Regions from separate parts of the Homo sapiens genome. Here region 2 is linked to region 1. Evidence: read pairs that join two places in POLR2A ChIA-PET (ENCODE). Cell type or tissue: A673. All regions are shown on one strand. Links, peaks and the distances in the headings refer to the core of each region. The heading gives the core; the rest is flanking DNA.

Region 1 (5,726 bases), core at 204-5,203:
TTGAGCAATTGTCGGGGGAGGGTGGTATGTCAGCATAGGGGCCTCAAAAGGCGAATTCTAGGGCTGTCTCTGTGGTTTACTACCTTGTGACCTTGGGTAAGTTCCCTAACCCTCATCTGACAGAAGGATAAAAGCTACTTTGTCTGCCAAACAGGGCTGGTGTGAGCAGAAAATGAATGTCTGGGGAAGAATGTTGACAGCCATAATACATTATATCGATATAAGGTATTATTTTAAAAGCTATTAGTATTATATTACATGCCAAGTATGTTAATCATGTTCTAGTTTGGGGACAGAGGCGCATTTACTCAGACATGGCCTACGATGTCCTCTTGAAGCGCTTTTCTTCCACCCAGGCTCCTTGTGCTGGAACTGGGCAGATGGTCCATCTTCCTTAAACCCTAGAGGAAGAAGGAAGCAGTTTGCTTTCCTCAGAGGAGACCTGGATGGGACTTCTCAAATTCACTCTAATGTGTGAGGCCCATTTCTCTCTCTGTCTTATTTGGCTCTCGCAGCGATATGAAAGTGAAAGTTCACATAGTGAAGTTGGAAAATTCAGTGCATTGCCATAAAAATACTGATTTGGTTTCTTCTGCGCTAGATCTGGCCCTGTCTGCCAAAGCTTGTTGGCCGTCATTAGGCAGGGCAAGTGCTCTTTGGTGCCCTGCAGCCCCTTCACTTCCCCAGGTATGCTCCGTGCGAGTGGAGTTTGGCTGCTTGCCTGGTCTATGAAGGCATTTGGTCTCAACCCTCAAAGGCTTCTAAATTCTACAGCTGTCAAGGCTCTGTTTATGATGGAGAAACTCGAATAGGCAGTCTTGTATTTAGAGTGGAGCGAAATGATACAGTATGAAACTTTAAAACAAGAAGTTACTTGTGAGAAGCCCTTAAAAGGTAATAGGCAATAGACTAATATGAGCTGTAGTACTTACTCAGGTAATAACACTGGTATTAATAGAATTAATACAATTCCATCAATACAGTCATTTTCAGGACAGAGTACGTAGTGGACATAGATTCTGTGTGAGTGTCTGTGTTTGTCAGTTCACAGAAAACATCCAGGTCGTTCTCTTATTATTGGTGTACCTTTTCCATTCAGTCATTCAGCATTCTTTGGCACCAACTGTGTTCCAAGCTGGAGCGAGAGGTTTCCATTTTAGTGCCTTTCTGGCCCCTCCAGAGATTTGATGGTGCCTCAGAATACAATAAATTACATATATATATATATTTTGAGACAGAGTCATGCTCTATTGCCCAGGCAGGAGTGCAGTGGCATAATCTCGGCTCACTGCAACCTCCGTCTCCCAGGTTCAAGAGATTCTCCTGCCTCAGCCTCCTGAGTAGCTGGGATACCACGCCCAGCTAATTTTTGTATTTTTAGTAGAGACGGGGTTTCACCTTGTTGACCAGGCTGGTCTTGAACTCCTGACCTCAAGTGATTCACCCACCTCGGCCTCCCAAAGTCAAAGTGCTAGGATTGTAGGCGTGAGCTACCATGCCCAGCCAAATATATAAATATATTTTAAACACAAGTTAGTACCAATCAGGATAGGTGTCAGTGTTAGACTAGATTTAAATCTAGTTTCATATGGTTAATCTAGTTCATACTGTTTACAAGAGATGCAAATAAGGACATGGAAAGGTGAGAAAAACTATGTTCTAGGAAATACTGACCAAAAGAAAGCTGGCCAACTTTATTAATATGAAACAATACATTATAAGGCAAAAAAGATCACATCATAATGATACACTGTTTAACTTACTAGAAAGAATAAGTCTTTTTTTTTTTTTTTTTTTTTTTTTGAGACAGAGTCTTGCCCTGTCGCCCAGGCTGGAGTGCAGTGGTGTGATCTCCACTCACTGCAGCCTCCCTAGTAGCTGGGATTACATGTGCGCACCACCACGCCTGGATAATTGTTGAATTTTTAAATAGAAACAGGTTTTCACCCTGTTGCCAAACTGGTCACAAACTCCTGACCCCAAGTGATCCGCCTGCCTCAGCCTCCCAAAATGTTGGGATTACAGGCATAAGCCACTGTCACTGTGCCTGGCCAATAATTCTTAATTCTTTACCTGGTCAGTAGATCAAATGAGTCAGTAAGAATTTACAAGATTAGAACAATATAGCTAACCAGCTTGAACTTTGAACTGCACCCATCAACTGGAGAATAGTTATTTCCTTTTTTTTTTTTTTTTTTTTTGAGACAGAGTCTCGCTCTGTCGCCCAGGCTGGAGTGCAGTGGCACGATCTCAGCTCACTGCAAGCTCCACCTCCCAGGTTCACGCCATCCTCCTGCCTCAGCCTCCCGAGTAGCTGGGACTACAGGCACCCACCACCACGCCCGGCTAATTTTTTGTATTTTTTTGAGGGGGGGTGGGGGGGGGGCAGAGTCTTGCTCTGTCGCCCAGGCTGGAGTGCAGTGGCGCCATCTCGGCTCACTGCAAGCTTCGCCTCCCGGGTTCACGCCATTCTCCTGCCTCAGCCTTCTGAGTAGCTGGGACTACAGGCGTCCTGCCTCAGCCTTCTGAGTAGCTGGGACTACAGGCGCCCGCCACAACGCCTGGCTAATTTTTTTTTTTTTTGTATGTTTAGTAGAGATGGGGTTTCCACTGTGTTAGCCAGGATGGTCTCGATCTCCTGACCTCGTGATCCGCCCACCTCGGCCTCCCAAAGTGCTGGCATTGCAGGCGTGAGCCACCGTGCCTGGCCAATTTTTTGTATTTTTATTAGAGACGGGGTTTCACCGCGTTAGCCAGGATGGTCTCAATCTCCTGCCCTCGTGATCCGCCCGCCTCGGCCTCCCAAAGTGCTGGGATTATAGGCGTGAGCCACCGCGCTGGGCTGAGAATAGTTATTTTCAGAACATACAGAGCACTTACGAAAATGGCCTACATGCTGAGCCATGGGGCAGATCTCACCAAATTTCAAAGTCTCCACACTACGGCTGTGGTTCTTCACATTTTGCAAGTGATGGACTTCTTTGAAAATCCCAGTCTAATAAATTAAGGTTGCCCAGACTTAGCACTGTTGACTTTTGGGGTTAAATAGTTCTTTGTGTGGGGCTGTCCTGTACACTGTAGGACATTTAGCATTTCCCCAATAGTGGCAACCAAAAATGGCTTGACATTGTCCAGTGTCCCCTGAGGGACAGAATCTTATCTGGTTGAGAACCACCATTAGAGATCTTGTCTCTAGAAAAACACAGAATTTTGCATACAGTTTCTTCCATCTCCATTAGAGCTAGTTGATCTTGTCCTCACTGAGGATGGCTGAGGGAGTGGGACTTTTTCTAAGAAAGGCCGTAGGGCAGCCAAGCAGCCTGGGGGTTTGGTCTTTGTTCTGTGCACGGCCTCTCCCCACACCCCTGTCCTGGATATAGATGCTCACACGCGTGTGTGGAGGTGTCATAGGCATGCTGGTGCTGATGGGCTGAGGGCTCAGACTGCCATGAGCCCAATGTCCTGCTCAGGGCTTGAAGAGATGAGGCCAGGGCGTGTTGGAAGGCAGTCCTGCCTGCTCCTCCTTCTCAGCCTCTTTCTTCTCTCTGCTTTTCTCTAAAATGGTGGTGTTGTTTTAATCAAGACCTGTCAGGCTCTGGTTCTGAGAGAAATACTTGCTGCACTCTCAGGTGTCTTGTCTCTTCCTCAGGTTCCCCATGTTCACTTGTAGACCATGGACCTCCAAAGCCACAAACATAAGGCATAGGTTTTACTCTAAGCCTTTCGGTAGGTGCCAGTCACAGAGAGTTCAAGTCCGTAACAGTAAAAAATACATTATTAAAATATTAGATATGACCATAAAGGAATGTAAAAGGGAGAGTTTATTCTGAGGACCAGGTGATGCACCATGCTGGTGGGATCAGAGGAGACTTTATAAAGGAGAGGTAGACATCCAGGCTGGGTTGTGCAGGATCAATGGGAGTTTGCAAGGGGAGGGGACATTGCAGGCAGGTGGAACAGCATGCTGAGTTCTGGGGGCTAGTGATAGCAAAACAGAGACAGAAGGTAAAAGAAGGTATGGGTGAGGCATGCTCAGAAGCTTTGACTAGGTCTGCAAGCAGTTGAAGGGTTTAAAGTAGGGAAGTGACATGATCAGATTTATGTTTAATTTTTTTTCCAACTCTTTATTTCATAAAATAGAGTAAGTGTTCCTAAGTTTAGGTTTAGAAGTTGATATGAGTGGCTCTGTGAAAGACAGATTACAGGTCAGAAAACTGGTTGGAGGCTATGCAAAGAACCCAGCTGAACAATGAGGTTTAGAACTGTCATGGCGGCCATGGGGCTAGAAGGGAGATGGACCTGCAGAGGGTATCAGGTCCCCAAACCCCAAAATCTAGTCCACATTTGTTATGTTGAAGGACACAGTCATGTCCCTGGCTAGAGAAAGGACACTGCCCTTAGCTCCAAAAATAAAGACTAAGTTTTTATTTGAGAGAGATTTTTTCCTCTTTTTATATACATTTTTTTCCTCTAGGAAATAGACAGACGGTTGGAAAAAAAACTGAAGATCACACAAAAAGAGAGGTAAGGCTGCTGTCTGGTCTGAGGGCTCATGCTCTCTGTGGTTTGAGAGCCGGGCAGTCAGTGGTGTTCTCCAGCTGGCCATTAGGATTAGCAGGTCCTAGCAGGTCAGGCTCTGGGGCAGCAAACCCTTCCCTCCAAATTGGAGACCAGGACGTGGTGGCTTGAGGCTTTAGGGTTGAGGCTGGGGTGTTGCACCTGCCTCTGACCTTCGTGGGCTCCCTGTGTGAGGTCATCTGATGCAATGTGAGGAAGTGACAAGTTGGAAGACTTGAGTTTTAGGCCTGGCAGTGCCCCAGTTGCTCTGAGGTCTGGGGCAAGTCATTTCCCAGATCTGGACATCAGTTTCTTTCTCTGTGGCATGAGGAGTGTGGGCAGATGATTTCTCTGGGTCCCCAGTGACTTGGTGGTCTAGGGTATTATGAGGGTATCCTGGAAGAAAACATTCTAGGAAATTCTTGAAAAAACCTTTAAAAATAGCTTTGTTTTCCACCTAGACGACAGAGGAGGGTGTTTCCAGAGTAGGTGAAAGTTGACTTCGGCTTTCTGCTTTTGGGCTTAGGGAACCTGTTGGTTTTCCATAGGTACAAGGGACAGGAAGGAGGATAGGGCCCCTCTGGATTTGCTCACGGGGCTGCACAGTCATTCCCCAGGAAACTCTGGGTGCTCTGCCCGCCCGCTAGTTTTCCTGGCTCCCTGCCTCTTTGATCAGATTGCTGGCTCCTTGTCTGTCTGCTCATCTCAGCAACCACGCTAACCCTGGGTTACAGTCCTCGTTCCATACCATTTGTGTCCTACCCGAGACTTGTTTCCATCCACCCTGGCTCAGTTCCTCCAATCCCGACTCCTCCTGACAGCCAAGGCTCTGGAAGCAGGCTTGTTTGGTTCTGAAGAGAAGCTGGTTGACTGCTCTGGGTAGGGTCCTGGTGGCTGTTGTCGGGTGGTCATTCCTGCCTGGGTTCCTGTCTCCTCCTGTGGCTTTTGTTTCTTTCCCTTCCTGTGTTGTTGTCCCTCTTTGTTTTTTGTCATTCCACCTCTCCCTGTGGACACATCGCCTTGATGTACGCGTCCACCAGCCTTGGACAATGCTTTTCTTTTGAGCATTGCCAAGCACTGTTTCTAGGAGCATCCTTCACTCCAGCCCCGCCGCTGTCCAAAAGACCAGGGAGCCCTGGCAAGGGAGGTTTCTCTGTTCAGAAGCTTTT
Region 2 (5,726 bases), core at 420-5,419, 210 kb before region 1:
AGTGGAGTGAGGGCGGCAGGCCAAGGGCATGGCCCATAATGAAAAAGGAATCTGGTTGGGCATGGTGGCTCACCCTTGTAATCTCAGCACTTTGGGAGGCCAAGGCAGGCAGATCATGAGGTCAGGAGATCGAGAGCAGCCTAGCCAACATGGTGAAACCCCGTCTCTACTAAAAACACAAAAATTAGCTGGACGTGGTGGTGGGCGCCTGTAATCCCAGCTACTCGGGAGGCTGAGGCAGGAGAATTGCTGGAACCCGGGAGGTGGAGGTTGCAGTGAGCCAGGATCACGCCATTGCACTCCAGCTGGGGCCAACAACAGCAAGACTCCATCTCAAAAAAAAAAAAAAAAAAAAAGAAAAAGGAATCTGAGCATGGAGGCACCCTCCACCTTCGGATTGCTAGGAGATCAATGTCTGGCCCCGAGTGGGTGAGGCCAGCCGAGGTCACTTGAAGGGTATCAGCCCTGAGGAGGAGTTCACGGGGCCTCTTCCTCTCGGCCAACCCCAGCAGAGCTTGGAAACTGAGGCCCAGAGCAGGAGTCCAGGCTCATAGAGCCGGCCTGGCAGAGGAGGGGTGGGGGAGTTGCGTCCCCACCATTCCCACTGGGGCATACAGCGCCTTTCTGAGCGTCACAGGCCTGTCTGTGTCCTTCTTTTGCGGAAGAACTAACCACACCTCAGGTTCCCCTTATGAAAGACAGAGGCTGAGGAGAGTGAGTCAGTTTTATTATATGAGATAAGGCGGCTGGACAAAGCAGCGACACAGGGACTGGCACACAGACAGTGCTCAGCGAAGCAGTCGCCTTCCTTCAGGTCTGAAATCCTCACTCAGCTCCCCAGCTTCTCTGGGGGATCTCCCTTCCCCTCTCTGGACCCCTGGGCCTGACTTCCCCCACTACTCCCAGCCTTTGTCCCACTCCTGCCCCAGGCACCCCTCCCTCCTTCATGGGAAATGGAGCTTCCTCCTCTGGTCCTGCCACCACCTTCCTGGTGAGGGTCGGGCTCTGCTGGGAGTGCCAGAGCTGCCCAGCCTGCTGACTCAGCGCCTGGGGATAGGGCTTGCTTTAGGAACAGCCCAGGCCTCGGGCAAACAGAGCCACGGCAACCACACCCCTGCCACAGGAATGCAGCAACATTCCTGGGGGGTGCCGTGGCACCGTGCCTGTGACTGGGGGGCAGGTGGGGGGCAGGTAGACACCTGCCTCTGTTACCTTGCCACAGGTAGAAGGGAGCCAGGAGTCAGGGCCCAGTGTCCTGGGGCAGGGGGATGGAGTGAGGTCATGAGGCTTTGAAATCTGTACCAGCCATGTGACTTGAACAAGGCCTCTCTGAGCCTCAGTTTCCTCACCTGTAAGGTGAAGGGAGAATAGCGGTAGCCTTCTGGTGGGCTTATGGGGAGGACTGAACGAGAGTGCGCCCGTCTGGGGCTCAGCATCAGCCTGCCTCACCGTGAGGATTCCGTGAAGCAGACCCTCACCCCTGTAATAGAATCAGGGGGTCTTCTGGCTCTGGGCCCTAGAATGGGGCTGAAGCCCAGAGAGGCAGTTGCACCTCCCCTAGGCCACACAGCAGGTATAGGCCCCAGGGGCTGAGTGCCCATCATGCCTGCCCTCCTCTCCATCCACCCAGAGCCTCACTAGCCAGACCCGCACTCTCCCATCCCCTGGGCAAGTCTGCACCCCAGGTCGGTGAGGACTCCCAGATTCTACTCCCACCAGCCAGGGCCAGACCTGGTGCAGGAGGCTCCACAGTTCTCCTGCTCGGGGCTCCGTCTCCCCACTTCCTGGAGCTCCATCCAAGTGGGGAACCCTGCCCGTCCTCTGCCCCTCAAGCCAACCAGGCATTTACGGGGGATGGGGCAGGGAGGGAGGCCAGGACCTGCATCCTTCCAGCCCTGGCCCTCAGCAACCCCATCAGGCAGTCAGGGGAGGAGCCTCCCCCAGGGAATCCTCCCTCCCTCTGTGTTGGCCTGGCCAGGTTCTCCTCTCTCTGTCTGCCTTTGTCTTTTTCTCTCTGTCTCTTCATCCCAGGAAGAGGCCACAGGACAGGGGTGTCCCAAGCACAGAAGAAACTTGTCTGATGAAAACAGGCCTTGGCTGGGAGCAGGGCCATCTGGATTTGCACCCTGATTCTGTCTGACTTGCTGTGTGACCTTGGGCGAGTCCCCTCCCCTCTCTGGTCTTTCCCATTATTATCTACCCAGCACATAGTAGGTTCTCGGAAAAGGGGAGTCACATATGCGTGCCCCCAGCTCTCAGCCCCTCACTGCCTCCTTTAATCCCCACAGATCTGCCAGCCTTTGATACTCCTGTGGGTGGCCGAGCCGGGGTTCTGAATAGGAAGCTGAGGGCTCATGGGCTGCGGGGAAGCAGGCAGGGGCTGAGCCTGCCAGGCCTGCCCGAGGGAGGGGGCTGTGGGCCCCTCGCCATTCACTGCTAAGCCTGGATCCGGGCGCCTTTGTGCCAAGAACAAAACCCGGGGGATCAGCTGTTCTCAGGCCTGCCTCTCTCAGCTCCGGAAGGGACGGAAGCCTGGGCCTGAGGGGTGGGCCGCACTCCCTCCATGGGCCCTGGGGTGCCGGGGCTGGCCCCATACCCCAGAAGCTCCCCACTACCTCCGGGTGTGGAGCTATGGTGGGCGAGCAAACCTGGGTTCAGATCCCACCTTCTACTCATCATGAGACTTGGGCAAGTGTTTTAAGCCCTCGGAGCCTCAGTTTCATGATCTGTAAAGTGGACATTAGAGTCGCTCGGGATGCGGGATGCTTGAATGAGATGATGCACTCAGCACGCGGCAGGCCCTGGGGCCCTGTGTGCTCTACAATTGCAGCTGCTATTAGACCAGCTTCTTTCTTGCCTGGGTATGTGGGGCTTAGGCCAGAACAAATCTTGGGACTGAGTGTAAAATATATGTGAGGGGGTGGGAGGGGGTGGGATGGGGCTCGGTGCGGGCCTGGCAGGTGTGCTGGGAGGCAAGGCCTATGACTCCTGTGGGCCTGCTCTTCCTCCCATCCCACCCTCCACAGTCCCCACCTCAGGGGCCCTGGGCCTGGGGCAGCAGGGGCCGGGATGTGTCTCTCCAGAGCAGGAACGGAGGGGCCTCCGCAACTGGTTGGGGAGGGGGGGTGGATGCCAGCCCCCGCTGATTAGGTCTCAAATTAAAGCCGAGCTTGCTCCTGTCGCTGCTCAGGCAGGCCCTCCTCCTGGCCACAGTTCCCTGCCTGGCCCTCTGCTTCGGGCCTCATGGTGGCTGGTTGCTCCCAGCCTAGAATTGCTAAAAGGCTCCCGTAGTGGGTAGGAGCCTCAGGGGACCTGGGAGAGGCTTCAGGGGCCCTGCCTGTGCGGGGGTCTCTCCTGTGACCCTCAGACCTGAGCCAGTGTCTGGGGACAAGTCACCGTGTCAGAGGCTGCGGAGAGCAAAGCCCAGGCGGTGATGACTTGAGTTTCCAGGCCGGGTGCCAGGAGGCCCGCGGTCACACTCCGCCTGGGGCCTGGGCTCCGGCCAACTGTCAGCAGCAGAGATTGTTGGGTTGGTTTTATTTTAAACAAAAAAGAACTTTGAGTGGAAACATGTGTTTCTTTTTTCTCCCCCTTCCCTCTCTCCCTATCTCTCTCCATCTCATCATGGAATATTTCTCTTTTTTGTACCTCCCTTTCTCTGTTTTTCTCTCTGTCTTCCTCTATTTGTCCCTGCCTCTGTCTCTCTCTCTCTCTCTCTCATTCTTTCTTTGTTTTCCTATCTCTTGATTTCTCTGTCTCTTTCTCTATTTCTTTTTCCGCAGCTTTCAGGAGTCAGGAGAGGTACCAGACTTCCTCCCTCGGGGTGTGGCCTGGGCCCCTGCCATAAAATCCCCAGGCGTGCCACGGCCCTATGTCGGGGGTCTGCCGCTCCAGGGGAGGGAGGGGGTGTCTAGCAGCGGAGGCTCCAGGACCCAAATGCTCCATCCTCCTCCATCCTCCTCCTCCAAGCTCCCACTGCCCCTGCATCTGCCCTTCCTGTGTCTGTTTTCTCTACTAAGCATCTAGAAAATAATTCTGCAGCTTGAGACAAGTTTTAAAACACTGGTCTGGCCCAAACCACCCATCTACAGCCAGAGACTGGCGCCGAGGAGGGGACCATGGCCTGCTCAACACCGCACGGAGGGTTAGGGGCAAAGCCAGGCCGACCCAGGTCCCCCACTCCCAAGTGACATTACTGACACCCCCAAACCCACAGTCACCACACTTCTCAGGTCCCTGCGTCTTTCAGAGGGGTGGTCTGCTTCCTAGGAAGTGATGTGCCCTCCCCTAAGGTGGTCACCCAGCACAAGGGTCCCCCTGGAAAATGTCCTGCCTTGGCTGGTCACCCCTCCCCCAGGACAGACAAGCTTTTGGGCCCCCACCTTTCAGCCCCTTCTGCCAGGCAGTAGAGAAGAGAGAAGAGAGACTCGCAGGCACAGTGGCTCATGCCTGTAATCCTAGCACTTTGGGAGGCCGAGGTGGGCAGATCACAAGGTCAGGAGATACAGAAGAGAGACTGGCCACCCATGCACTGGGCCCAGGTCCTAGCTCGACGTCTGAGTCCTTGTGTGACTGTGAATATGACTTTTCCACTGGCTGGCCTCAGTTTCCCCATCTTTGTAACAGAAGCCTTGCCTTTGCCGCGGATCCCCTCTCTGCTCTAATATGTTATGGTGTTCTCCTCTCCTTCCATGGAGAGGAATTCTGGAACATCAGACCAGGAGTGCCATCTCCTCTCCCAAAGTGAGAGGGACTGTCCTCAGTGTGGCCTCAATAGGTCAACTCCCCTTCACTTCAGGTTCCTTGTCCCCTGTGTGCAAGGGCCCCAGATGCCACCACCAAGGGGAGAGGTGCCACCATGACCTGGTGCACCATTGTCAAAGGTGCACTTTCTTGGGTGTCCGGGGTCATGCCAGGATTCATGCAGGGATAGGAGGGGCTGCCTGCGTGTCAGGGGCCCATTCCACCCCTGTCTCCCACAGCCCCAGGAGTAAAGTCAGGGTAAGTGTGCGGGATTAGTAAGGTGGGGACACGGGAGACTGTCTTTCCAGATTTGGGCAAACTCTGTCACCAGCACCTGGCTACTCCGACCTCCCCACTGCCTGGCTTCTGAAAGTGGCCCAAAGAGAAGGGCAGGGAGCCACATGGTCACCTCTGCTGGTAGGGAAAGAAAGACATGCTCCCAGGAGCCTATGAAGGGTGAGGCACCAGCCCTATTTCTGCCATCCCCTGACACACCTCCAAGGGCTGCAAAATGTGACCTTCTCCTGTCCTCACCAGTCCCTGAAGATCCTGCCACCTCTAGTTTGGAACATGGAAATGACTCCTTATAAGAGCCTTGAAGGTAGCAGCCATTACCACCCACTTTACAGATAGGGAAAATGAGGCACAGAAAGAGGAAGCATTTGCCTGAGTTTACACTGAGTGGTGTGCTCGCCCAGTTGGCTCTTGCAGGCTCAGGGAGAGTAGATTGTTCCATTTTCATGCATTTTGCAAGCCAAGTTTCATTGGTTGCTTGAAGTCAACTGTAGTGGGAGTATTTACACCACAGCAATCAGCAGTGACACTCTTCTTTTTCCTTTTTTTTTTTTTTTTTTTTGAGACAGAGTCTCACTCTGTCGCCCAGGCTGGAGTGCAGTGGTTCAATCTCGGCTCACTGCAACCTCAGCCTCCCGGGTTCAAGCAATTCTCATGCCTCAGCCTCCCAAGTACCTGGGATTACAGGT

The links. Peaks named below come from ENCODE experiments on the same cell type or tissue, not always from the same donor. Only the 100,000 strongest peaks of a DNase experiment are listed, where the experiment ranks them.
Region 2: POLR2A ChIA-PET joins it to region 1 with 8 read pairs; 3 of 35 experiments call an interaction of 5 or more read pairs at or near these places.

What each region holds. Positions count from the first base shown.
Region 1 is chr1:16,386,901-16,392,626 of GRCh38, forward strand. SZRD1 (SUZ RNA binding domain containing 1) reads left to right here. Exons shown (of 4, transcript NM_001114600.3): 2 at 4,475-4,524. Among named protein-coding and RNA genes, the nearest start is that of SZRD1, 23 kb to the left of the region's middle. In A673, for the core only: no CTCF peak of the experiment used is centred there; no DNase peak of the experiment used is centred there; H3K27ac peaks cover 1,039 bases.
Region 2 is chr1:16,172,621-16,178,346 of GRCh38, forward strand. No RefSeq gene overlaps it. Among named protein-coding and RNA genes, the nearest start is that of EPHA2, 19 kb to the left of the region's middle. RefSeq lists a silencer at 3,314-3,608. In A673, for the core only: no CTCF peak of the experiment used is centred there; a DNase peak (open chromatin) is centred at 3,471; H3K27ac peaks cover 1,295 bases.